Linked DNA regions of Homo sapiens: all the other regions are linked to region 4. The links are chromatin contacts, found by Hi-C in ENCODE. All regions are on one chromosome and are shown on one strand. Each heading gives the region's core, a stretch centred on a gene start or an enhancer-like site at or near the end of the contact. The rest is flanking DNA. Distances are from core to core; before and after follow the strand shown.

Evidence for each region. A loop is a pair of places that touch in the nucleus more often than their neighbours do. Pooled maps may share reads with other maps.
Region 1: a map with no recorded cell type shows a loop between it and region 4 (14-fold over the local background). The contact joins the enhancer-like site here to the promoter of NRBF2 in region 4. A Hi-C loop is called at or near these places in 2 of 37 single-sample maps with no recorded cell type and 2 of 50 pooled maps.
Region 2: a loop to region 4 is called in a map of CD8-positive, alpha-beta T cell, with 8 times the contacts of the local background. The contact joins the enhancer-like site here to the promoter of NRBF2 in region 4. A Hi-C loop is called at or near these places in 2 of 168 maps with a recorded cell type or tissue (CD4-positive, alpha-beta T cell and CD8-positive, alpha-beta T cell), 1 of 37 single-sample maps with no recorded cell type and 9 of 50 pooled maps.
Region 3: a map of CD8-positive, alpha-beta T cell shows a loop between it and region 4 (10-fold over the local background). The contact joins the promoter of TFAM here to the promoter of NRBF2 in region 4. A Hi-C loop is called at or near these places in 1 of 168 maps with a recorded cell type or tissue (CD8-positive, alpha-beta T cell), 1 of 37 single-sample maps with no recorded cell type and 6 of 50 pooled maps.

The regions. Positions count from the first base shown.
Region 1 is chr10:59,882,133-59,888,545 of GRCh38, reverse strand. The region is part of intron 1 of CCDC6 (coiled-coil domain containing 6); the gene reads left to right. Among named protein-coding and RNA genes, the nearest start is that of CCDC6, 21 kb to the left of the region's middle. Within about 2 kb of position 2,930, at least 2 of the 41 ENCODE cell types and tissues checked have a DNase peak (open chromatin) inside an H3K27ac peak, as active enhancers do.
Region 2 is chr10:67,769,505-67,776,028 of GRCh38, reverse strand. No RefSeq gene overlaps it. Among named protein-coding and RNA genes, the nearest start is that of TRS-TGA1-1, 8.3 kb to the right of the region's middle. RefSeq lists enhancers at 4,597-4,756, 4,937-5,126. Within about 2 kb of position 5,273, at least 3 of the 41 ENCODE cell types and tissues checked have a DNase peak (open chromatin) inside an H3K27ac peak, as active enhancers do.
Region 3 is chr10:58,384,160-58,390,122 of GRCh38, reverse strand. TFAM (transcription factor A, mitochondrial) reads right to left here and starts at 4,713. Exons shown (of 7, transcript NM_003201.3): 1 at 4,475-4,713; 2 at 3,785-3,903; 3 at 1,863-1,933; 4 at 1,304-1,453. The coding sequence starts at 4,575. RefSeq lists enhancers at 4,313-4,969, 5,163-5,262 and a silencer at 4,653-5,032.
Region 4 is chr10:63,131,954-63,138,317 of GRCh38, reverse strand. It overlaps NRBF2 (nuclear receptor binding factor 2), which reads right to left and starts at 4,990. Exons shown (of 4, transcript NM_030759.5): 1 at 4,818-4,990. The coding sequence starts at 4,847. RefSeq lists silencers at 4,444-4,713, 4,924-5,173.

The DNA.
Region 1 (6,413 bases), core at 1,681-4,180, 3.2 Mb after region 4:
TTCCTCCCTAAAGCTGTTGACAGCAGGCTTGGAGACCTTTTACCTGCTGCCCTGTTTCCTGGTCCCCAGCTTCCGAGCATCCCAGTTTTGCTGGTTCTGCCCTCAGTAGGTATGCAGACTGGCTTCCCAGCCCCCATGACGAAGCAGCAGAAAGTTTAGGTCACCACTTCACCTGTGTGAAGCAGACCTGGCTTATGTGGTTCTACTATAAGGAAATCTGAAGTGAGGCATCCTGTGCAGCCAGCCTTCCCTGGAAGCTTCTAGCTGAGAAATGTCTGAGCATCTGTGGGGAGTCATGCCCTCGGAAGATGGACTGGCATCTATGGCTTCCAGAAAGTCTGGTGCGGTGCTATGTGTGAAGCCACTCAGGGCTGGAGAGCACCAGACAGGAAGCTGTGAGCAGTATGTGCAGACACGTTTTCTGGACAGGTAGAATAACAAGCAGTCTTTGCCCAGAATCTCCAGCTCTGAAATCTGCAGCTTGAGCAGCATCTATGGAGTGGTTTCAGCTAAATTATTTCATTTGAGTCTCACGGCAAGTCTGTGGGAGTAGGTAGTGTGTACCTCCTTAGAAAATAAAGGATCTGGGGCTCAGGTGAAATGCTGTTAAATTATTGGCCAGGGAACAGTGCTGGTAAATGGGACAGTTGGCATTTCCAGGGAGGTGGCCTCACATCCAGGCTAGGGTTCTTTCTCCTCTGTTAGCTCCTTGGCAGAGGAGGAGGTTAAAAAAAGGGTCTGATAGTTCAGCACTTACAAGCAAAGGGCATTCAATTCCAAAATTTCTAGGAAATTCCAATGTCGCATTTGACCCAGCAACAAAAATTGGGAACCACTAGTCTATACATTTGTGAGTACATATGATATTTCTTCTGAGATTTGAAATAATGCCCCATTTAAAAAATATTTTTAATTGAATTTTTTTGACTAGGAAGGACATCACTTGGTATTTGGTCCCCTTCCCTTTAACACAAAAGGTGGCGTATATGATATTATATTCTGTTCTGCCCCTCCCCCTGCCATTTAATTATATTTTGGATACTTCTCTTTTTTTTTTTTTTTTTAACAGTTGCATGGTAAGCCATTGTGTGGGTATCTCTTACCATTGTGCATTTAATTTGTTTTCAGTCTTTTGTCTCAAAATGTCACCGTCACCTTGAACGTAGGTCATTTTGTATGTGGGTGAGTGTATCAGAGGGGATAATTCCTAGCCACTCTCTTCAACCATTTCCTTATGTTGACTCAATCATTACATCAGTCTTGTGAAGTAGCCAGTAGCATATTATCCTTGTTTACAGACAGGAAACTGAGGCTCAGAGAGGGTTGGGTGACTTGCTTAAAGTCATACCGCAGAGAGTAGGAGAGCCAGAATTGACACCTAGCTAAGCAAGCTGATTCTAGGGAATTCCCTCACTTTTTGATGCTGCCTTTCTTGGTAAATTCACAGAAGTGACATTGTTGTGTCGATTGCCCTATATATGTGTAATTCGAATAGATGTTGCTTCTACAATTTACACTTCCATTAGTAGGATATGAGAGATATGTGGCCCCATACTACACTGTCAGAGGGTTTTCTCAAACTGGATTTTGGTAGTCTGGTAAATGGACAGTGACATATTAGTACAGTCTTTGCATTTCTCTCAAGGGGGTGGATAAGCATCATTTCTTGTGTTTATAAGAGCCATTTGTATTCTTTTTCTGTACCTGCCTAGTTGATATCCTTTCTTGTTTGTCTTTGGGGACCTTGGTCTTTCTCTTACCCATTTTTCTTAGAACTCTATATGTTACAATGACTTGCTCTTGTTTTTCAATTTTGAGTTGCAAAAAAATTTCCCACCTGTCAATTGTCTTTTGACTTGGCTTTTGGTGTTTTTTGGCCACAGTGAAAATTTTTATTTTTATGGTTTCTTGATGTCATTTATAATCTACAGGAAATATTGCTAACATTTTATGGTAAAACCTTTCTGTATATTTACTTCTTTGGAAAAAAGTAGGACAGACTGCTTTTGTGTTTTTGTTTAAATGATAGTGCATTTAAGACAGATTCAGAAGAGTGTGTAGAAGTAGCGATGCCAGATATTCTTTTAAATTGCATAAACAATTGAACTCACAACTGCACATTAGATACATCTCCTGGTGTCTTTTTTCCTCATTCTTGTCTGTATAACACTTTATATTTCATATGAGATCTTGAATTAGGATAATTTCCTCTGACTAGTTGATCAATTACTGAATTGTTTATTTTGGATACTATTATTGTAGCCTCCTTCTTCCTCCAGAAGCTGCTGCTTAAATGGATTCAAGTGTAATTGGCATTATTTTTCTATCCTGGTCCGTTTCGGGCTCTGTTTATCTGGTGGTTTTATTTTACTCTGCAGTATTTTCCATTTCCCCTGCTTAAAGATAGATTTAAAGCTGCAGACCTTAAATGTAATCTTCTTTCATATTGGCCGGTCTTCTTTGTTCATCTCACAGATATTACAAATAACGTATATATTACAAAACTTTGTTCATTCTGCTAATATTTCTGAGGTTATTCTGTATATAAGGCTGTTCTATGCATTGTGCTAAGAGGTTTTGAGACAGTTCCTGCCTCTGGCAGCTGATATTCTAGTTGGGGGGGCGGGGGGCGGGGTTGGAAATAGACATCAGACAACTGATTTCACAGTTATAGAATTGAAGCTGTGATAAATCCTTCAAAAGATGTGTTTCTTGGAGGATATGATGGGGGGAACCAGACCAGTTTAAGGCAGCCAACGGAGCTTCCCTGAAGTGACATGTAGGCTGCAATCCCCTGTATATCTTTTTTGGAGTTAACCATGAAGAGAATTGGTAAAAAAATGTTCTGGGCCCAGGGAAGAGGCTATGCAAAAAATCCTGAAAGCGACAGAACTGCAGGGCAGGTTTGAGGAACTGAAAGACGAGTTGTGGTCAGAGTGAGATCGGGATGTGGCCTGAAGCTGGAAGTAGGTGGGGCCAGGTCTGATAGGGCTCTCAGTCCTGAATCTTGAATTGGACCTGCATTAGACCACTCTTGAATTAGACTTGAATTATTCCTTGAATTTAATTCAAGGGGTAATGTTGGCATATGTGCTTTTAAATTAGGAGTAGGTTTTTAAATTCGGGGGACCATGCCAGTCTAGAACTTTCTTTAGTTGAATAAATTTGACCTGCAAAAATGGTACTTTAATCCATTCTCTTACAGTTTTTCATTAGGATGTGTTTTTGCCAACAGCCTTGGTGTTTTAAAATCTAGATGTGGCAAAATAATTTACTGCTTGTTAAGCAAACCTCCTGACATGGCTGGGGTATTGAAAAAAGAATGAAGATGGAAGTATTGTAGATATAACAAATGTATCCAAACTAGATTTCGCTCTTCCTTTCCCTGATTCACACGTATTCTCTGTCCTTTCTTTCCTTTTCTCCTTTTCTTTTCTTCCTTCCTTCCTTCCTTTCTTTCCTTTCTTTCTGTTGTTGTTGTTGTTACGGAGTCTCGCTCTGTCACCCAGGCTGGAGTGCGGTGGCACGATCTCAACTCACTGCAACCTCTGTCTCCCGGGTTCAAGCAGTTCTCCTTCCTCAGCCTCCCAAGCAGCTGGGACTACAGGCGTGTGTCACCATGCCTGGCTAATTTTTGTATTTTTAGTAGAGATGGGGTTTCACCATGTTGGCCAGGCTGGTCTCAAATTCCTGACTTCAAGTGATCTGCCCGCCTCGGCCTCCCAAAGTGCTGGGATTATAGGCATGACCCACTGCACCGGGCCACCTTATGCCCTAAGTGTTTTTCTGGATACATATTATGCAAATACAAGTGTGTGCCTATATTGTCCTCTTAAAAGGATACCCAGCGATGGGAGCACATTGTACATGCTGTTCTATATCTTGATTTTTTTTTTCTACTTTACACATCTCATGAGTTTTATCCCCAGCACTGGGTATAGAATTGCCCCATTCTTTTCAAGGGCTTGCTGTAAAGTATTCTGGGAACTGGGCGCACTCTCTTTAACTCTTCCTCTGTTGATTGTTTTCAGTCTCCTTCTTTCTATAAAGCAAGTTAAAGGAAACATTCTTTTAACAATGTTTTTAACAAGTCTTAGCAATGGTTTTTATTATCTGTAGGATAATCTAGGAGTAGAGTTGCCAGTTTTTAGAGTATGTGCTTTTGAAATTTTGTTTGTATTCACTTGGGCAGCAGTAAGTCATCTTTTGCTTATTGTCGTCGCTGTCTCGACCTGAAATCCTTTCTTTTTATATTCTTGCCTTCTTTTTTTGGTCCTGTAGCAGGGAACATCTTATTTTTTTGTTTGTTTTGAAGGGGTTGCTTTTACTTAGAACAAATTGCCATGTTACTTACCTTTATTTTTTTCCTGAAACTTAGTCAACTTTCTTAACATTAAACTCCTCTTTTGCTTAATTGGCTTAGAAGTAAGTGAGAGAACAGAGATAATATGGCTTTTAGTACCAAATGCTTCTCTTAGTAAGAATCTACAGATTGGTTGATGTTAGGAGTTTAAAACTGTTTTTGGAGCCCATTAAAGACATGTCTCCTGTTTGTATGGGTCACTCTCTCAAGTCACATAAGAAGGTGGTGGTCTTTGTAAAAATGCTAGAAAATGTTGGGAAATTTGTTCAAAGTTTGAGGCTTTCTGTCAAACTTGAGGGTTTTGAACTCTGACAACAATACATTAAACTTTATCCAGTTTATACTGCATACAGAGTTTCTTAAAGCAGGCTCTACCCTGATCACCATCAGTATATGTGATAGGGATCTTAGCCCTCTGTTCTCAAATATAGTTTAGGGAGTTTTAGAGGAAAGTGTGTTTCCTCATTAAATAATCAGTTGAGTTGACTCCAATTTGTGTACGTGAAACCAACAAAAAGAATATAAACTTTTAATATTATGGTCCAGTTGGATAGGATTTATAATTTTGAGTAACCTTCCAGTAAAACTTTGTGATTCATTAAGTTTTTCCCTGTCATCAGCCTGTGCTGACATAAGTTCAGCTGATAGAATTGAAAAGAGCAAAGAGAAGAAAAAGTCTAGACTTCTAAATACAGTGCGAGAGGGAGATGATGGCTGCCATGAATGGTATTAGCATTGCTTCTTGTATCAAGTGTGACAGTTGGCTCATCAGGGACATCGGAGTACGTCTTAGTTTTTGATTCTGCAATACCTTTGCAAGGTATTGATACCATCATTTCACTTGGAGGTCATAAAAGGGAGAGTTTATTTCCTTTCCTTGTTCCCTGTCCCATAGCTTCCAGTATCACATTTCACTCATTGCTATACTTTAGTCCTTTTCGTAACTGACAGTGTTGTCTGCTTATTGCAAAGACACATGGTATTTAACTCAAAGACTAAGACTCAGAGTCCATTGATGGAACAGAGACTGGAGAGACCACAGTGGGCAATGGACCCAGTTGATAGGACCCTTCCAAGTCCCTGGGACTCACTGTGTTTCGGGGGTACGAATATATCATTTTTTTCTTTTTCCTACTGAATTAAACCTTTTTTTTTCAGTTAAAGTCGATCAATACGGTAAACACCCTTACACCCCTCACCTAATTTTACTAATTTTTTTTTTTGAGGCAGAGTCTTGCTCTGTCGCCCAGGCTGGAGTGCAGTGGCGCGATCTCTGCTCACTGCAACCTCCGCCTCCCGGGTTCAAGCGATTCTCCTGCCTCAGCCTGCTGAGTAGCTGGGATTACAGGTGCGCGCCACCACGCCCGGCTAATTTTTTGTGTTTTTACTAGAGGCGGGGTTTCACTGTGTTACCCAGAATGGTCTCGATCTCCTAACCTCATAATCCGCCTGCCTCGGCCTCCCAAACTGTTGGGATTACAGGCGTGAGCCACTGCTCCTGGCCAGTTTCACTAATGTTTAAGGTTACCACTTCCATGTCACCACTTCTCCCTGGCTTTCCTTCTCCCGCCGGCTTTCCTTTCCTTCTCCCCGCGGCTTTCCTTTCCTTCTCCCCGCGGCTTTCCTTTCCTTCTCCCCGCGGCTTTCCTTTCCTTCTCCCCCTGGCTTTCCTTTCCTTCTCCCCCCGGCTTTCCTTTCCTTCTCCCCCTGGCTTTCCTTTCCTTCTCCCGCCGGCTTTCCTTTCCTTCTCCCCCTGGCTTTCCTTTCCTTCTCCCCCTGGCTTTCCTTTCCTTCTCCCCGCGGCTTTCCTTTCCTTCTCCCCGCGGCTTTCCTTTCCTTCTCCCGCCGGCTTTCCTTTCCTTCTCCCCCCGGCTTTCCTTTCCATTCTCCCGCCGAGCATTACCTTTCCATTCATCCCCCCGGCTTTACCTTTCCTTACTACCCCGGACTTTCCTTTCCTTACTCCCCGCGGCTTTACCTTTCCTTCTCCCCCCGGCATTTCATATTCCTTCATCCCGCCGGCTTTCCTTTCCTTCTCCCCGCGGCTTTC
Region 2 (6,524 bases), core at 4,024-6,523, 4.6 Mb before region 4:
CTCTGAGCCTTTTTGACTGCATTTTAGAAATAAATTGGTTTCCAGAATGAATGTACCTTCAAGTCGGTCTTGCAAAGGAGTTGGGATTGTGTCATGATATACATGTAGGTATTGAAAAAAATTCATAGTTATACATCTCACCCCTGAAAGGTTCTGCAAGCAGAAGCAGGAACTGAGAGTGGGTCTCATGGATCTCCCACCCCTCTCTTGCTTTATAAATGACCCTTGCTACTCTGCAGGGAAGGCTCCAGACCTACTTTCTCTGTAACTCCAGTCATTATCTGTCCCTCTTCTGAGCCAGAGGCAGTGAGTGTTACACCCAGAAGGTATTTGAGTTAGCAGAGGCTATGGTCACAGAAATTATGACTGGAGCATCTTGAATTGTTGGTAAAAAATTCCAGGAAGTCCAGTCTTTCTGGGGAGCTTATGGAGCTAAGGAGAAGGGAGAGGAGACAGAAATAGTAAAGAAAGGAACAGTTTCTAAGAATTGACTCATTTGAGAAGTCATAAGGTAAAGGAATACTTTTCCTTCCGGCTCTTTCTTTTCCCAGGAAATGGAATAGACTGAGGTGGGAGTGAGTGTGCTTCCTTTTTCTAGGGTATTTGCGTAGGCTGTTTTTCTAGGACTGCTGGACTGTAGTGATTTCTTGTGCCCAATTCCTGATACCTGAACAAAGGGCTGACCCCTTCTAATTCTGGATGACTTGGGTTAAGATTCCTGCTTTAGAAAATCTCACATATACAAGAGTTTTTTTTTTTTTTTTTTAGTAAGCATTTGTTTTTGGGAAATCAAAAGATTAGAAACAACTTTAATGGTCTTCAATAGGGATTTGGTTAAATAAATAATGATCTATTTATTCTGAGGCAGTGAGCTCTACCTGCAGCTGGCATATGAGTTAGCAGAGGCCACTTTTAATGAGCCAACTCTTCATACAGAAAGATAGTGTATACCTTTAAATAACAAAACCAGGGTTCAGAACATTTTGAATAATATGCTAACATTTGTGTACAATATGTATGTTCTTGTATGTGCATAAAGAATACATTGAAATAAAAAGTGAGAAACTGATAACTGATGGCCTTTGGGAAGGGGACCTCGGTGGAAGGAGGACAGGGGTGAGAGGGAGCCACTGTGATTTTTGAACCATGAGAATATATTACCTATTCAATAAGCAAATTAATATTATTTAATAACAAAAATCACTGCTTTGTCTTGCCATGAAATAAGATTCTTGGTGTTTTAATTCTTGACTGTTTTTCTAGTATACCTAGCTTTTCTGGAGTATTTCTTTTTCTTTTTTAATTTTTTTGAGACACGGCCTCGCTCCATCGCCCAGGCTGGAGAACAGTGGCGTGATCTTGGCTCACTGCAACCGCTGCCCCCCGTGGTTCAAGTGATTCTCCTGCCTCAGCCTCCCAAGTAGCTGGGACTACAGGTGCCCGCCACCACGCCCGGCTAATTTTTGTGTTTTTAGTAGAGATGGGGTTTCATCATGTTGGCCAGACTGGTCTCGAACTCCTGACCTCAAGCCACCCGCCTGCTTCAGCCTCCCAAAGTGCTAGGATTACAGGCATGAGCTACCATGGCCGGCCTTGGAGTATTTGTTGAAAATGAGACCAAACATAAATTAGTTATTGCTTATATATATTTAAATTTATTTGTGTGTATGTTCTTAAATCTATGTGTGTGCATGTGTGTGGAGTGTGTGTGTGTGTGTGTGTGTGCATGTTGAGGAGTGTGTATGTTCCAGGAAACCATTAAGGACTGGAGAAGTTTCTAGCCAAGGATGTCAATATGTGAAAGGACCAGAAATTGCTATTCTGTTCTGTGGGAGTGTGTAAGGCAGCCTAACTTGTCTTATGGAGTCATGCTGGGCAGTAGTATGAGACAAAGTTGAAAAGATGTTAGGGCCAAATTATGAAGGGCCTTGTGAATGAAACTGGGAAGCTTGGCCTTTACTCTGCCAGCCACCTACTGGACGTCTGCGGGCAGGAGAGAGTGGTGGTCAGAACGGTGTCTAGAAAGAGGCCATGGTGGTTGGGCATGGTGGCTCACGCCTATAATCCCAGCACTTTTGGAGAACGAGACAGGCAGATCACCTGAGTTCAGGAGTTCGAGACCAGCCTGGCCAACATGGTGAAAACCTGTCTCTACTAAAAATACAAAATTAGCCGGGCGTGGTGGTGCATGCCTGTAATCCCAGCTACTTGGGAGGCTGAGGCAGAAGAATTGCTCGAACCTGGGAGGCAGAGTTTGCGCCACCGCACTCCAGCCTGGGCACCAAGTGCAAAACTCCTTCTCACAAAAAAAAAAAAAAAAAGAGGCAATGGTGATGGTGACTAAACAGCCTTACGCAGTCCAGGGATGCCAGGAGAGAAGGCTCCTCCAAGTCTTTCCTTTCAAGGATAGAATATCTCATATTCAGGGGTCATTGACACATATCATGCAGTTGATATATATTTTTTAAAAAGTGTTCAGAGCTGAATCTGGAATGATGAATGTTACACAGGCTGGGGAATTATATTGTAAAACCAATCATGAGCTATAATAGGCACCAAAAAAAAAAAAAAAAAAAAGGCCTAGATCAGAGAGAATGTCAGAGCAGCTGCTGTTAGCCTCTCAGAGATGGCCTCATGCAGTCCCAAACACATCCTCAGCTAGAGTCAACTCTGGGCAGCTTTGTACATCAACTCCCAGGGAACTTGTTCCTCCCTTTATCCAGCTCAGAGAGACAAAAGAGCAAAGAACATTCCACTCCTTCAATAACATGAGTCAAATGGCCTTTTTTTATCCCTGTCCAGTGGCTCCCTTGAGTTGGTTGCAGATACCTCTATGAGGGACCCATTCTGGTGAAAAGGGGAAGAGAATACCAGCATGTGATCTCATCTTCACTTCCTCATCTATAAACTAGCTGTGGTCTGTTTTGGATGTTAAATGAATGAACACTCATCACAGTGCCTGACCTGTGGTTAGAACTTAGAAAATGGCAGTGACTGCTGACAATGCCATGAGGTAGAAGTAATTATTATTACCACTTAGTGGATAAGGAAATTAAGGCTCAGAGAGGTTATGCAAACTGCCCAAAGTTACATAGCAAGAAAGGGAAGGAGCCTATATTTGATGCTTGGTTGCTCTGACTTCAAAGTCTCTGTTTTTCCTATTCCTTCAAATTCTTCCTATTCCTTCAAATTACTTCACAAATAAACTTGCAAACCTGGTTTCAGGTTACATCTTAACATGCTCAAGGGCTGAAAAGCTTTGTTTACAACAGCAGATACAGTACTAACTACAGAGAAAGGAGAAACTAGGTAAGCATTTCCAGGACCTGCACCCCATCTGCTGTCAAGTGGAGCAGACAATCCCAGTGTACATGAGAGGATTCTGGAAGGATTTGGGCCATTCTGATGTACTGAGATAAAATGATCTTAAAAAACATTCATGTCCTTTCTTGGTATCTTTGTGTTAATGGAAATAATGAGATTTCTTGGATGTGTATAAACCAGGAAGAACTAGTGAAACGTCAACCAGCCTCTTGACAGTGTCCCACTTAATGATATCTTCACAGTGATAACCTGGGAAGAACTTTTTTTATTATAGTGAGGAGAGTCCTCTAGAGCAGAAATAAACTATAGCCACAGGCCAAATCCAGCCCACTGTTTTTGTAAATAAAGTTTTATTGGAACACAGTCACACTCATTTGTTTACAGATTATCTATGGCTGCTTTTGTGATACACAGGCAGAGTTGAGTAGTTGCAACAGAAACCATATGGCCTGCAACACCTAAAATATTTACTGGCTGACCTGTAGAAAAAGTTGCTAACTAATCCCTGCACTAGAGGTGGGTACCAAAATTAAGTGCAGCATTTCTGTGCTCCAACATCCTAAGCACAGGTTATTTCAAAACACTAGCATTCTGTCTCCAATGATGGAGACAGATGTCTTTACATCTGGAAGACAAGTAGCTTTCAGAGGGATACTGTGTATATTCATCTCTTGGAATGACTTGTGGTGTCAGATAAAATGTGTCTAAAGTTCGTGTGCTGAACAATTTTTTTTTTTTGAGACTGAGTCTTGCTCTGTTGCCCAGGCTGGAGTGCAGTGGCACAATCTTGGCTCACTACAACCTCCACTGCCCAGGTTTAAGAGATTCTCTGGCTTCAGCTTCCGAGTAGCTGGGATTATAGGCATGCGACACCATGTCCAGATAGTTTTTGTGTTTTTAGTAGAGACGGGGTTTCACCGTGTTGGCCAGGCTGGTCTCAAACTCCTGACCTCAAGTGATCTGCCTGCCTTGGCCTCCCAAACTGCTGGGATTACAGGTGGAACCCACTGCGCCTGGCCTGAACAAATGTTTTGATAATTGTGTCTCAAATGAATATGTTTGGGAGGGAAATATATTCCCCAAGAGTCTTTGTAGACCTATGTTATGTAGGAGGTTTTATTAGAATAAAAATTAAAAGAACAAAGGGGGCTCTGAGATCCCTGGGGTGGGGACCAGGAGATTTATGAGTCCAGCAGACAGGAGCTGTGCCCCACCTCAGCCCCTGAGTGAGAAGCTTGTCAGCTCTAGCCTCTTCTCCACCCCGACCTCAAGCAGCAGAAAGCATCACAAGCATAAAGCCCACAGGCCACGTCCTCTGTCACTGGATTCTTCTAAATAGTCTGAGATATGAATGGAGAACTGGCCTTGCTCATGCATGCCTCCCTTGGCAGCCCAGCACCAGACAAAGCAGCTGAGGTAAGACTAAGTCCATCACAACCACTCTCTGGGCTGTGAGAGCCTGTCTCAGGACCCAGGATCCGAGGCAAGGGAAGGGAATGGATATTTTAAGAGCATGTGTGTGAGATGGTGGGAAGGAAACAGAAATAATTCATTTCCTGGGGCTTCTAGTCTATGAGCCTGGGTGAGCTTGACTGACCAACTTCATGCAGATTGGGAAAGAAACTAGTCATTGGAACAAGAGCTGAAAGCTCTATGTTTTCTTCATCAGTGCTTCAGATAGAACAGGATATCTGTTTTACCTGAAAATTCCAGTGTCAGAGCCTCTGTCTCTCTCACCCCTGCAGGAGCTAAGACTTAGGTATTATTACTAGTTGTTTGCACTCTAGTATGTAGAAAGAGCCTGAGACCAGATGTTTTTGGGGACATGGGCATATTGGGAAACAAGACTCCAGAAATGGGCATTCCCTCCAGAGGGGACTTGAAATGCAAGCTTTACACAGGTTGTAGGCCAGCCCTATCTCTCACTTCCTTTTTCTACTGCCTCACTACACAACAATGCCTCCATTAATGAAACCTCTGAGGATGAAACTCCTTTACAATGAACATGTTGAGTTAAAACAGAACAACAGCTTCATAAATCATGCTAAACAGTGGTGCAATATATCAAATGGTTGAGCTGCAATATTCCTGCAGATCTATGCACTCAGGGCACAAATCTCTTCAGGCACAGTTTTGATTCATCCCCAAAGCTGCAGGAAAACAGTTTACCCTCTGCTTCCCACCCCTTCAGGTGTTCTGAGACCTCTTGCTTTCTGATCCTCACAATCACAAAATTCACTCAACAATATTACTTATTGAAGGCCCATTAAATAGCAGATAAGGGGATTTTGTGGTTTTACACACACGTGTACACACACACAGAGACATTAAGCAAATATTTCACACTAAAATATCACAAAGCATGATGTGTTGTGAAGAAAAAGAGTAAAATGGTATGAAATTACATAAGAAGGAGGACTGATCAGTTTGATGGGGAGGGAGACATTGGAACATGTACAGAATTCCTAAGGTGGGAAAGAGTTTGGTCTTTTCAAGGAACTAAAAGAAAAGAAAGTACATTTGGCTAGAGAATGACAGGGAGAGGCCCGGTAATTATGCCATGCAGGATCATGGAGAGCTATGGGGTCATGCTAGTGATTCTAGTCTTTATTGTAAAAGCACATGGAAATCCCCAGAAGAGTTCTCAGGAGGAAGGTTATAAGACCAAATGTGCATTTTAAAAGAAAAATTTATTTTATGGAGAACAGATTGGAGGGGAGGAAGAGTGGATTGGAGGAGATAATTAAGAGGCCGAGAAGTAGTTGAGATGAGAGGTAGTGTTGATTTGGACTGGGTGGTGGTAGTAAATATGGAACAAAGTTGATTCTCAGCATATTTAGGGGCAAACTCAATGGCACTTGGGTTGAATAGGAAATGGGTTAAGGAATAGGGAAATATCAGGATCATTCCAAGTGGGTGTATCCTGCTCCATGGCTGGAAATGCCACAAACTGGAATGGATTTGGGACCTGGATTTAGAAGGGAAGGATAATTGTAAATTTAGCATTTCTACAGATTAACTGATTACAATTTGCAAAAAATTCACTTCAGTCTATTTATGTTTAAAACCTTTGAACACTGATCAGAAAGTTGCAGGACCTAATTTCTACTAAAGGAAGTAGGTAGAAAAACATTTGGGAGAAGGGGACCTTGATATTATAACTTCCTCTGCCTTCGAAGAGGGGTCTGATTGCCAGGCAT
Region 3 (5,963 bases), core at 3,464-5,963, 4.7 Mb after region 4:
GGCTATAATCAGTAACAAATTCAACTTTTATTCATAACTGTAAGTAGGGCTCCTCTGATTTAGTTTCTTCTTCCTGAATCTCTCAGTCACTGAGTATTGAAACTACTATAGACTCCAAGCACTTTACAACTTAACTATTTCCCTCTTTGTTTCTAGAGCTATCACTAGGGATTTCTCTCCTGAGGGTTTTACTTGTAACTTCCTAGTCCTCACACTTCTCACTTGATCTCTGAACTAGTTGGTACTGGGAGTCAAGAACAATTACAAAAGAAAGAGAGAATGACAAGGGAAACTTTATAAATGTCCAATTCATGCTTCTGGTCCTCTCTACTCTTAGCACAGTGGGCTGGGTGCATTAAGGAGGAAGGGAGAATGAAAGAGGGAGGATATACTTTAGTAATCACTCTTCCAAACACCATCCTTATGTAGACACTCTATTTTTCACTCTTAGTATCTTTCTGGCTCCCTTTTACTGATTAGATCAGCCACCCTAAAGTAGCGGCATCATGGTCTCGAAACTGGGCGGGTCCTCAACCCTAGTGCTAGGACAGCTTAAAACATTAGGGTCAGGGAAAGACGTATTGGCATCCCACATTCAAGGCTGTAATCTAGTCTTTCAAAGAAATAGTTTTAACTCTGATGATCATTTGTAATAGTGTAGGTACACGACTAGCAAACTGACCACCTCAAAACTAATACTGGCTCTATGAAAAAAATGTATAACTTTCAAATGATGACATTTATGTGAATTAATACATTAAGCTGGGAACTACAAATTTTGAACCATGTGAGGTTTTTAATAGTTATTTCTTTGAAGAAAAAAAAAGAATTCCATCCTAAAGGCACTTAATTGATTAGATAAATTGGCATTTTTCCGATGTGTTAATGAATTAATGCAGTCTACTCAGCAATATTCCATATCAAACTCACCATAATCTATAGAATAATTCAAATTAATACGTTATTCTAAAGAAGACTCAGAAGCAAAGATTCTTGATACTCCTGGTTTGACTGTTTCATAACTCTGTTCCTGTAGTTTCCATTACTGTTCTACGAACTGTACACCTTAAATGTGGATACATCTGCAAGTAGCAACAAGGATTTCCAAACAGACTCAATGGCAAGTGGTCCTAGTGGCTATCTCACTTTTCATAAGAGAACTATCCCACTTCTGCCTAACTGAAGAATACTTGATGACATTCTACCATATTTTATTTGCCTATTAAGAGAAAACTACCTATATTCATAGTTATATAAATCTCAATTCTTTACCATAAGAAAAAAGTATTTCAATGATACTCACTTTTTTTTTTGTCATAGCTTTCCTTTTTAAATGTTTGTCCATGATTTCTTTTTCCAAAGACATAATCTGACTTGGAGTTAGCTGTTCTTTAAATCTGCTTATCTCTTCTTTATATACCTGCCACTCCGCCCTATAAGCATCTTGATATATCTATAAATAAAAAACCCAAGTAAGTCAACAAACCATTGCTGGCAAATTCAACATAGCACATGCCAGGGAAAGGCAACTGCATGACTTCAGACAGACAGATTTTATCACCAGGTGGAAAATGTGCTCTGGGATGAGATGTATATGGATTAAAACATACATTTTCCTTATATATACTAATCAAGGTGAGAGTTTAGTAATCAGCTTCCATTTTCAAACTACTGCCACTTCTTCACCTCCACCCCATACATCCATATTCTCATTATTTATGCAGATGAGAAGACATAAAGTTTCTTTGTAGATAACAGATTATTTTTTAAAAAGTCTGATCCATCTGGTCCTTTAAAGGACATGACAATTGCTCCTAACTGCAGAATAACTGGTCAGCAATGTTGAAAACTTATGTGCTTACTTTTTTCTTTGAATCAGGAAGTTCCCTCCAACGCTGGGCAATTCTTCTAATTAGTTCTGTAGTTTTTGCATCTATGGAATGAAATAAAAAGAAAAAAGATGCCACAATTTTACCTCTCAGGATTAATTTCTAAAGATATCCAGGAAAGCACAATCCATACCACACATAACTTAATATAATGATTTAACTTTCCTTTATCCAACTAATTTAAACGTAAGTAATTTATCCAACATTATCAAAAGTCTATTATCTAACAACTAAGGAGTATACCATATACCACCAGAAACAGTCAACAGTTTGATTACTAGGATTTTTTTTTTTTTTTGAGACAGGGTCCGTCACCCAGGCCATCACCCAGGCTGCAGTGCGGTGGTACAATCTTGGCCTAATGCAACCTCCACCTCCTGTGCTCAAGTGATTCTCCTGCCTCAGCCTCCCGAGTAGCTGGGACTACAGGTAGGCGCCATCATGTCCAGCTAATGTTAGTATTTTTTGTAGAGACGGGGTTTCGCTATGCTGCCCAGGCTGGCCTCAAACTCCTGAGTTCAAGCAATCCATCTGCCTCAGTCTCCCAAAGTGCTGGGATTACAGGCGCGAGCCACCACACCAGGCTGATTACTAGTTTAAGAAGCTGGATGATCAATTGCTTCAAGTTTTTTACTTCCCTTCCATATTTCAAGCAAAACACTTTTTCAAGTCTTTGAGGAATTCCTAAATTTATAAAAGCTAACAACAAAATACATTCTCGATCCATATAACACAGCCTCGTATTTCAATAACAGAAATATCATTTGGAAACAAGCTATTCGAAATTCAATCTGTTATTCTCCACTTCCTTCTTCATCTTAACCGGAATGATGGCGTGCAATTAATTGATTTTTAAAAATACCTGTTAGTACTAACTCTTACATTTAAAAGATGTGGGTACTTAAGCATGTCTCTGAAACTAACTCCTTACCTATAATGTGAGCTTTTTTTTAAAATTATTATTGTTTTTTGAGACAGGGTCTCGCTCTGTCACCCAGGCTGGAGTGCAGTGGAGCAGTCATGGCTCACTGCAGCCTCAACTTCCTGGGATCCAGTGATCCTCTCACCACAGCCTCCCAAGTAGCTGGGACTACAGGCACTGCGCCCCCATGCCCACCTCATTTTTGTATTTTTGGTAGAGACAGGATTTCCATGTTTCCCAGGCTGTTCTCGAACTCCTGGGCTCAAGCAATCCACCCATCTCGACCTCCCGAAGTGCTGGGATTACAGGTGTGAACCACCTCACCCAGCCTGATGTGAGCATTTTTTATTCTCGCCGAGAGGCTTTCTAGAGAGTCAACAAACATCCTACCTGGAAATGTTTTTTTTTTAGGAACCCAAGACAAGAAAGGATTTATCCTTTACAACCCACCATCCCCTTGGCAAGGTCGAGGTCTGAATCAAAGAACCAGAGTGGCTCTGAACTCCTATGATGAAAAGGTTTATCCTTTCTTATCTTGAAAGCTCTTGAAATTAGCAGTAAATTGCATAGAACTTTACAGTTCTACAGAACTTACAGTTTATGGATGCTTCCACAGAAGTTGCAACTTTATTAACAATTCCCTGAGCCAGAAAAAGGAGGAGCTAGGCAAGAGAAAATAATTCATCAGTGGTCCTCTAGACCAAAGGCAACAAGGCCCCAAATTCAGCTTTTTTATCCTCTTCCTAGGGTGCTTTCTACACTATACGTTATTTTTAAAATACCATTTACTAGTTCTCATTTATATTTAAAGCATTTCCATTTGGTATAAAATAGAACTTCCTATTTTACAGACATCAAATGATTGTTCCTGCAGTCACTGAATGCTTTAGCACTGCAATTCAACATTGGTATTTAACTGCTTAATGGCATTTTTATTACATGAGAAAAGGGTATATGCCCCAAAACTCCTTACCTGGGTTCTGAGCTTTAAATATGGGTAGTTGTTCTTTAGAAAATCGAAGGTAAGAACTTACAGGTTTCTTTGGACAACTTGCCAAGACAGATGAAAACCACCTCGGTAAATACACAAAACTACATATAAACAAAAAGAAAATAACCAGTGTCAGATGTTTAACTGTCAATATTCACATGTATATGAACACAGATCCCAAATAAGAAATGTCATCAAGATACTATGTATCCAACGCCTTCAACAAGAATGCTAGAGACTTATTAAAACCCTGTCCTAAACGGAGGGGAGCGTCTGCAGGACTGAAGTCTCAAAGCCCTTACCTCCTAGGAAGGGCAGGGAGTGAAGGAAAGCGTCTATACTCCAGCTCCTGGGCCCCGCCTCCTCAATGCCTAGATGATGGCCGGAGACTCGGCGCGAATTCGCAGAGGAGGCGGAAAGGATCCAAAGCTGGACAGTGAGGAGGGATGGGAGAAGCGAGTGGAGGGTAGCAAGAAGGTACGGCGTATTAAGAGAGTAAATAAAGGCCTGGTCTCAAGGCCACCGTCCCCTTGGCAAGGTCGCGGTCTGAATCAAAGAACCAGGGTGACTCTGAACTCCTAGGAGGGGCAGAAAGTGAAGGATAGGGTCTACATTCCAACCCCGGGACGTCCTGGGCCCTGCTGCCCCTAGGGCACAGGCAAGCGGGCCTACCTGAAGGGGGAGCGCAGTCGACTTCCACAGCCGGTGCACAGCTCTGCTCCAGACCTTCCCAGGGCACTCAGCACGCCCCACATGCTTCGGAGAAACGCCATCGCTCCGGTGGATGAGGCAGTGACCCGACCCCAATCTCGGAGAGCCTCCTGGCAATACACAACTCCAGCAATCACAACTGGAACCCGCGTGCGACCCTCCGGCGTGTGTTATCATGCCCGCCACTAGCGAGGCACTATGGGAAATCTGCTAACATCCGGTCGGTAGATGGGGGCGGGGCGGGGCGGAATTGGCGCAGGCGCGGGAGAGCGTACCCCGGTGGGCGGCCTTGCGGGGGAGGAATAAGAGCCGCGGAGATGAAGGGAAACCGCAATCCTCTAGCCTGCGGAGGGCTCTGGCTTCGAGGCGGCGCTGTTGAGCCACCTCTGTCCCCGGCCGCCCGGAGCAGTGGGTTCCTCTGCCGGGCCAGGAGGGTGATGGAGGGACCGCGGCGGCGGCCTCACCCCAACCCGGCGTTGGCCGGTGTCCGCCCGTGACGGTCACAAGGGCTGTACGTAACAGACAGTCCTGCATCCAGGACCCCGAGGTCCGATCGGCGGCTGCTGCGCGCCCAGCGGAGCGTCTCAGTTCAAGCCAGGGCTGGAGCTCGGAGTTCAGAAATAGTAACGGGAGAGGCGGGGATTCGCAAACCTAAAAATGCAGATTCCAAGGCCTTACCGCAGAGCTTAATTCCGTGTGTCTATGTGGGGCCCATTAATCTTCATTTTAGCGAGTTCCCCAGAATTTAACAAGTTCTAATGTCGGTGGTCTTGAGACCACATTTAAAGCAATATAGCTTTAGACTGTTTATTCTACCATCTACTGCAGTCTTTCAGTCTGGCCTCCAGCTTGCTTAATTTGAGCAGAGGAAACTGGCTAGTTGTCCACAGTCGCTAGTCTCAATTCTTCTAGTTCCAGTATTAACATTAACGTCTTGACTTGGGAATATTGCATTCCCTCGTTAAGATTCAGTTTCCCCCTCTGCAAACGAGGATGTTAGACTAAATCAGTTTTCCCAGCCAAAGCCCTGAGAACGTGTGACAAGTATGCCTTGAGACATTGATGTGTCAAAAATTGCTGTATAATTTTTTTATTTGTGTTATAGAAATACCATTTTCTGTATAGGCAATGGCATGAAAAAGATTAGGAAGACCTAAAGATACCTAAGGGTCCTTCCAGCCCTTAAATACCAGTTGTTTCAGAGCTAACCACCTTCTGAGACAGCCTTTCTTCTGTTGGATAGCCGTAATTGTTAGAAAATTCTTACCAGTGTCATATTGAGCTGACAGTCTATTTACCTTTCTGTAACTATGAAAACATTGGCTCTCTGGAAGTAGGACTAAGCCTACTTCTTCTTTTAAGCGGTAATAACCACTTCCCTTTTATAGACTCCCAGGGTTGAAAGGGACCTTCCAAGTCATCTGTTCAAACCTCCCATTCTGGCATGGAA
Region 4 (6,364 bases), core at 3,741-6,240:
TTTTTGATACGGAGTTTCACTCTGTCACCCAGGCTGGAGTGCAAGGGCGTGACCTTGGCTCACTGCAACCTCCACCTCCTGGATTCAAGCGATTCTCCTGCCTCAGCCTCCCAAGTAGCTGGGATTACAGGCACCCACCACCACACCTGGCTAATTTTTGTTTTTAGTACAGACAGGGTTTCATCTTGTTGGCCAGGCTGGTCTCGGTGACCTACCCACCTCAGTCTCCCAAAGTGCTGGGATTACAGGCATGAGCCACTGTGCCCAGCCCAATCTTGCCTTCATATCCTACTATCACCACTTACCCTGCATTTCAAAGTCTTCATCTTTAAAATAGGGGGAATATCTCATATTTAGCTATTAAGAGGAAAAGATAAAAAATATACATAACGTGCCCGATGCCAATCCTACCACTTAGCAATAATTGCTGGATATCTCTTAGTACTCTCTACCTCCTTTTTCCAGAGTGCTTTCATTATGCCTAGCTCAGCTTGTGACAAAGAAATTTTCCTTGGAATTTTTCAGGGCAACAAAGAAGGGGTTCAAATTGCCTCTTTTTACCTTGAAGATTTTAAAGCCAATATAATTAAAATGGGATAGGTATAAGGACTCCAGGTATGCATAAGGCCATTCCTTGGACCATGATATCTGACTACTTTTCTTACAGAAGCTGGAAAGTAAGAGGCTTCATTAACTACCTCATGTGATGTGAGAACTGACCACTCTGGAGGGAAGCTGTTACTCAACAAACATTCTCAGCACTCTTAAGGGCTAAACACATAGAAAACGATTGTGGCCAGGCAGTCACATGGACCCTGCCCTTTGCAGCAGAGGTAAGCAAAACATGAGCAACAGCCACATATAAATTAAGATCTGACATCACTTTCCAAATCAGCAGCAAACAAACCAAAGAACTAGAAATTATCTCACAAGAGTTTTGACATTTGTTACCAGTAGTCACACTGACAAAATGTGTACGGAAAGAAATATCTAAATATACACTAATTTTATAAGTTATAATTTTTCCATATTTAAAACTGACAGGCTGGGCACAGTGGCACATGCCTGTAATCCCAACACTTTGGGAGGCTGAGACAGGAAGATTGCTTGAGGCCAGGAGTTCAAGACCAGCTTGGGCAACACAGCAAGACCCCATCTCCACAAAAAGTTTTTGAAAAAATTAGCTGGGCATGGTGGTGCAAACCTGTAGTCCCAGCTATTGTGGAGGGCTCAGGCAGGAGGATCCCTTGAGTGTGGGCAACAGAGTAAGACCCTGTCTCTTAAAGAAAAATTGACCAAAAAACCCTAATGAAACAAAGTTATTCAGAGTGCAAAGACTAGCTATTTTTTTCTTCAGTGGAAGTACAATTTTTCTTTTGACAAACTTCAATAACCAGATAATTAGAATCCATTACCTCTGTGGTACATATTAAAATGAATATTTCAAACTAGTCTCTTCCAGATCTTAAAAATTCACTGTGAGGAATTTCTAAGGCCCTTACTGCCAAACCTAACATAAAAGAATCAATACTGGAGCAGAGGTAATAAATGCTAACACAGAATCTACAGTTCAATATAGATGAGAACCATACTGAAATGAACATGATGAGTACAATATGGCAGCATTGCTAGAAAGAGGTCTTGATATCAAAATAACTCGTGATTCATAATGTATTTAAGTTACTGACCTAAGTAATTACCTAATTCTCTCAGCTTAGGCTTATTTATCTGTAAAACTGGAAAACACACCTTACTAAGTTCCGAGGATGCTCTGAGGACACATGATTACAAATCCATGTACTGTGATAAGTCCTTATACAATGAATTTGGACTACACTACGACGTCATTTGACAAAGCTTATTGCATTAGTAACTCTCTGAGTATAGAAAAAGAAAAAGCTTGTATAATACTAGTGGAATTTTCAAAGACATTCAAATTATAGCATTGAGAACTCTCATCTTGAGTCAACTAGATACTAAGTTAGGTGTTCACTGACATAAAAGAATGTCAGAATTTTCATAGCCGGGCAGGGTGGTGCATGCCTGTAATCCCAGCTACTCAGGAGGCTGAGGCAGAGAACTGCTTGAACCCGGGAGGTGGAGGCTGCAGTGAGCCCAGATCGCACCACTGCACTCTAGCCTGGGTGACAAAGCGAGACTCCGTCTCAAAAAAGAAAAAAAAAAAAAAAAAAAGTCTGAATTTTCAAAAACCTCATCTTATAAAACTGTGAGTGACAATTCTGAGTGCCAGAGGCCTGTAATTGGTACTCATTCAAGTAACCGTCAACGTCTGTTCTACTGTTACCTTCCAATAAACAACTATGCTGGAAATTAGATCTTTCAAGACTCAAATGGTTTAAGAATTCAAGGTGTCCGCCGGGCACGCTGGCTCACGCCTGTAATCCCAGCACTTTGGGAGGCCAGGCGGGGGGATCACGAGGTCAGGAGATCGAGACCATCCTGGCCAACATGGTGAAACCCCGTCTCTACTAAAAATACAAAAATTAGCTGGGCGTGGCGGCGCGTGCCTGAAATCCCAGCTACTCAGAAGGCTGAGGCAGAAGAATCGCTTAAACCAGGGAGTCGGAGGTTGCAGTGAGCTGAGATCGCGCCACTGCACTCTAGTCTGGTGACAGAGAGAGACTCCATCTCAAAAAAAAAAAAAAAAAAGAATTCAAGATGCCAAATTTCTGATACTTGCCTACATAAATTTTATGGCTGAAATACGGAGTTACGCTAGCCTGCTTAAAAAGACTCTGTCGAAACTCGCTCCGTTTTATGGAGGAGAATTTAAATGGTATTGCCACCATTTAACTAATTTTTCCTGAACTGGTAGTGATTCTGCAGTTCTATCTGCAACTGTCACCCAGTTCTAGTCTCCTTTTAAAACATCACACATTCGTGGGGCAGTTGGCGGGGGTTATTCTGCAGCCAAATAATGTGAAGCTAACTAGAACTGAACCAATGCTCATTTGGCAAGGACACCTGAACTCTGAAGCACTTCGTAAACAGCTGATTATTTCTAGTAATACTCCTGTGAAGTTTCAGTATTGAGCCATCCACTGTATTTCATTGCCAACTATATGTCGCCTTAAAAACAAGAAAAGTGCAAGACAGTTCCCTGGTTATTTGAGTCAGAGTCTCGCTCTGTCGCCCAGGTTGGAGTGCAGTGGCACAATCTCGGCCCACTGCAACCTCCACCTCCTGGGCTCAAGCGATCCTGCCACCTCAGCCTCCCGAGTAGCTGGGACCACAGGCGGGCGCCACCACGCCAGGCTATTTTTGTATTTTTTGTAGAGACCGGGTTTCGCCATGTTGCCCAGGCTGGTCTCGAACTTCTAAGCTCAAGTGATTCGCCCGCCTCGGCCTCCCAAAGTGCTGGGATTACAGGCGTGAGCCCCGGCGCCTGGCCAGTTCCCTGGTTAAAAAAAACTCGCAAATGTAGTCCAATTCGTCTTAAGTGTAAATACCTACCACCTGGGGCAAGACCCAACTTAAAAGGGAGGGGCGCCTCACAACAGTTAACCTGGCACCAGTGATTTGGTCCGAGAATCTTAGGCTTTTAAAGCTCAAGTCCAAACCTTTATTCTACAAATAGATTTTAAATTAAGGGCTTATGGTCTGGTTATAATCGCTAACTCTTACACTGTACTATGTACTTAGTACAGTTCTAAGTGCTTTACACCTATTTACTCCTTTAATCCTCCCAAAAAACCTGAAGCCGAGTGAAGCCAAGTAGTTTGCCCAAGGTAACACAGATATCAAGTGACGAGGTTAGAATTCAAATCCAAGCAGCATAGCTTCAAAACCTAGAGTCTTAAACCACCTGACTCTACTGCTCTTCTAGGACTCAGAGTTCTAATGTGAGAAAAGAATCCTCTATAGAGCTTTCTTTCAATTCCACCATCGCAAATGAATTGCAAACCTGTGACTCAAAAGTTCTTCCTGTGTGCAACCTTAAGTAATCTGACTTTTACATCCAAAATGGGTAACCTCTCTGGAAAACTAAAAGATGCAATGGCCAGTCTGAAAAGAACTCATGCTTCCCGTTGTTAGTGGGGTTCTGTTGTGTTGTTTTTTAATTGCAACACCTGAAACGCCTTAAAACACAAGTAAACAGGCTATCAGCCATTTTCCTGAGAACAGCAAACACCTATTACACTTTCATGATGCCTAAATTGATGAATCTGAGCTAAATACAGGAACGGCTGTCTTTTTCCCAGCTGTCTCTAATATATTTGGAAGACGGTAGACTCAGTTTATGCATGTGAATGTATGTGAGAAATGAGGGGGAAGTGGAGGGTGAGGAGGGGGAAGTGGAGGGTGAGGAGGGGGAAGTGAAGGGTGAGGAGGGGGAAGTGGAGGGTGAGGAGGCTATTCACTCCTCCACCTCTCCAAAGCGGGGCGACTCAGACTCAGACCCTGCTGCTAGAACTTAAAACCAGTATCACACCATTTCTGCCTTGGCCGGCTTCAGTGCCTCTCCAGGCTGTAGGGAGGTGGCTACGTGGCGCTAAGAGGACTTCCCCCAGCCAGAGAGGAGGTGGCAGCCCCAGGTGGTGGCATCCCCTCGCCCGGGGCCCCGCGACAGGGGGCGCCAGGACTTCCCGGGGATCCCCCAGGAGGGCAAAGTCTGAAGTGGCTAGCCTGGAGCCGCAGTTGGGCCAGGGCCTGCCTAGCAGCCCCTCACAGCCTCTGCGACCACTCCTGCCAAACCAACCTCCCAGCCTAAAGGGTTAGCCGACGCGCCGGGGACGGGGCCGGGCTCCTGAGGCAAAGGCACCCAAGACGAACGCTATATTCTGTGGGACACTCACCAGGTTGAGGGGTCCTTCCATTACTTCCATAGACCCCGGGGTAAGCGGCGGCCTTAGGAAGGGGAGTAGTGGCGCCGGGGAACATGGAGGGGACTGCAAGGGAGCTCGACGCAGCCGCGGAGACTGCGGCCCCTCTCTGCGCCCCAAGAGCCAGCGATAGGCGCTGAAGGAGCAACAACCTCACCACTTCCTCCTCCGGCGCCGCGCCGCGGGCCCGCCCCCTGCGCCACCGCCGAGGCCACGCACGGCGCCATGACGTCACACGCGCAAAAGGCTGGTTCAAGGTGGGAATGAGGACAGGCAGTGGGTGGGGCCCAGGGAAGGCGGGGCACCAGCTGATGTACGCTTGCGAGCGGTCAATCTTTCCTCTCGCGAGAAGCGTTAGTTTAGGTTCTTAAAGTCTACACTGAAGTCACGTGAGGAGGTACAGCCTTGCTGTTGAAGACTTGAAATGGCTGTCTTCTGCAATTAGCTTCTCACGTTTCCTTTTAGACTGACTTTTCCTTAAATCTGCTAATCGTTACACCGTTACTTGTGGTCCTGTCCACACCTTTATCATTGTACATGATTCATTTTTTCAAAAGGCCGATTTGAGCAATTCTAGACCATGCACTGGACTAACCCCCCTAGAGGTCAGCACACTCGAATGATTTAGGGCTCTGCCCTCAAGTTGCTCACAAACTGATAGGGAAACAATTTTGGTCTAGCCAAATATAATACTGCATTCATTTAACAATTATGTGCCAAACAAAAGCTAGGTTCGTTCTGTCATGGAATTCACTGACAAATAGTTGTGATTTATGCTGGAAAGGGAACACATAGGGAGCTGTGATAGAGTAACCAAGGTGGAGTTGGGTGGTAAAGGAAAGCCTTTCATGGGGGGCGTGATTTTTTTTGAGAAAGTGTCTTGCTGACGCAATCTCCACTCACTGCAACCTCCCTCTGCCCGCCCCCTGCCCCAGGCGATCCTCACACCTCAGTCTCTTAAGTAGCTAGGAACTACAAGTGCTCAGGCCAGGTTAATTTTTGTATTTTTTGTAGAGATGGGGTTTCGCCATGTTGCCTATGCTGATCTTGAACTGCTGAGCTCAAGTGAGCTCAATGATCCGCCCTCCTGGACCTCACAAACTGATGGGATTATAGGCATGAGCTACCGCACCTGGCTAAGGGCGTAATCTTTAAGATTAAACCTTAAAATGCCAGTTAAACAAAGACCCTTCTCGACAAAGGAAATGTCTTATGCCTCAACTCTAAAGGCGGGGAGGTCGGGTGGCGGGAGCTGCAGCATTTCAGAGAGATGCAAAAGAAGATACCAGAGAGATAGGAAACTTCCAAAACATAGGTGTCCTTGCAGTGCACAATGAAACATTTGAATTTTACTCAAAGTGCATTGGGAAATAAGTAAAGGATATTAAGCTAGAGAATAATCTGCTTTAATTTACAGTTTTGAAAAGATTAATTTCCCTGTAATGTGAAGAATAGATTGTGGAAGGCCTAAGGAAAAAGAACCAAGACAAGCTAGTTGATTGACTAATTATGGGCGCTCA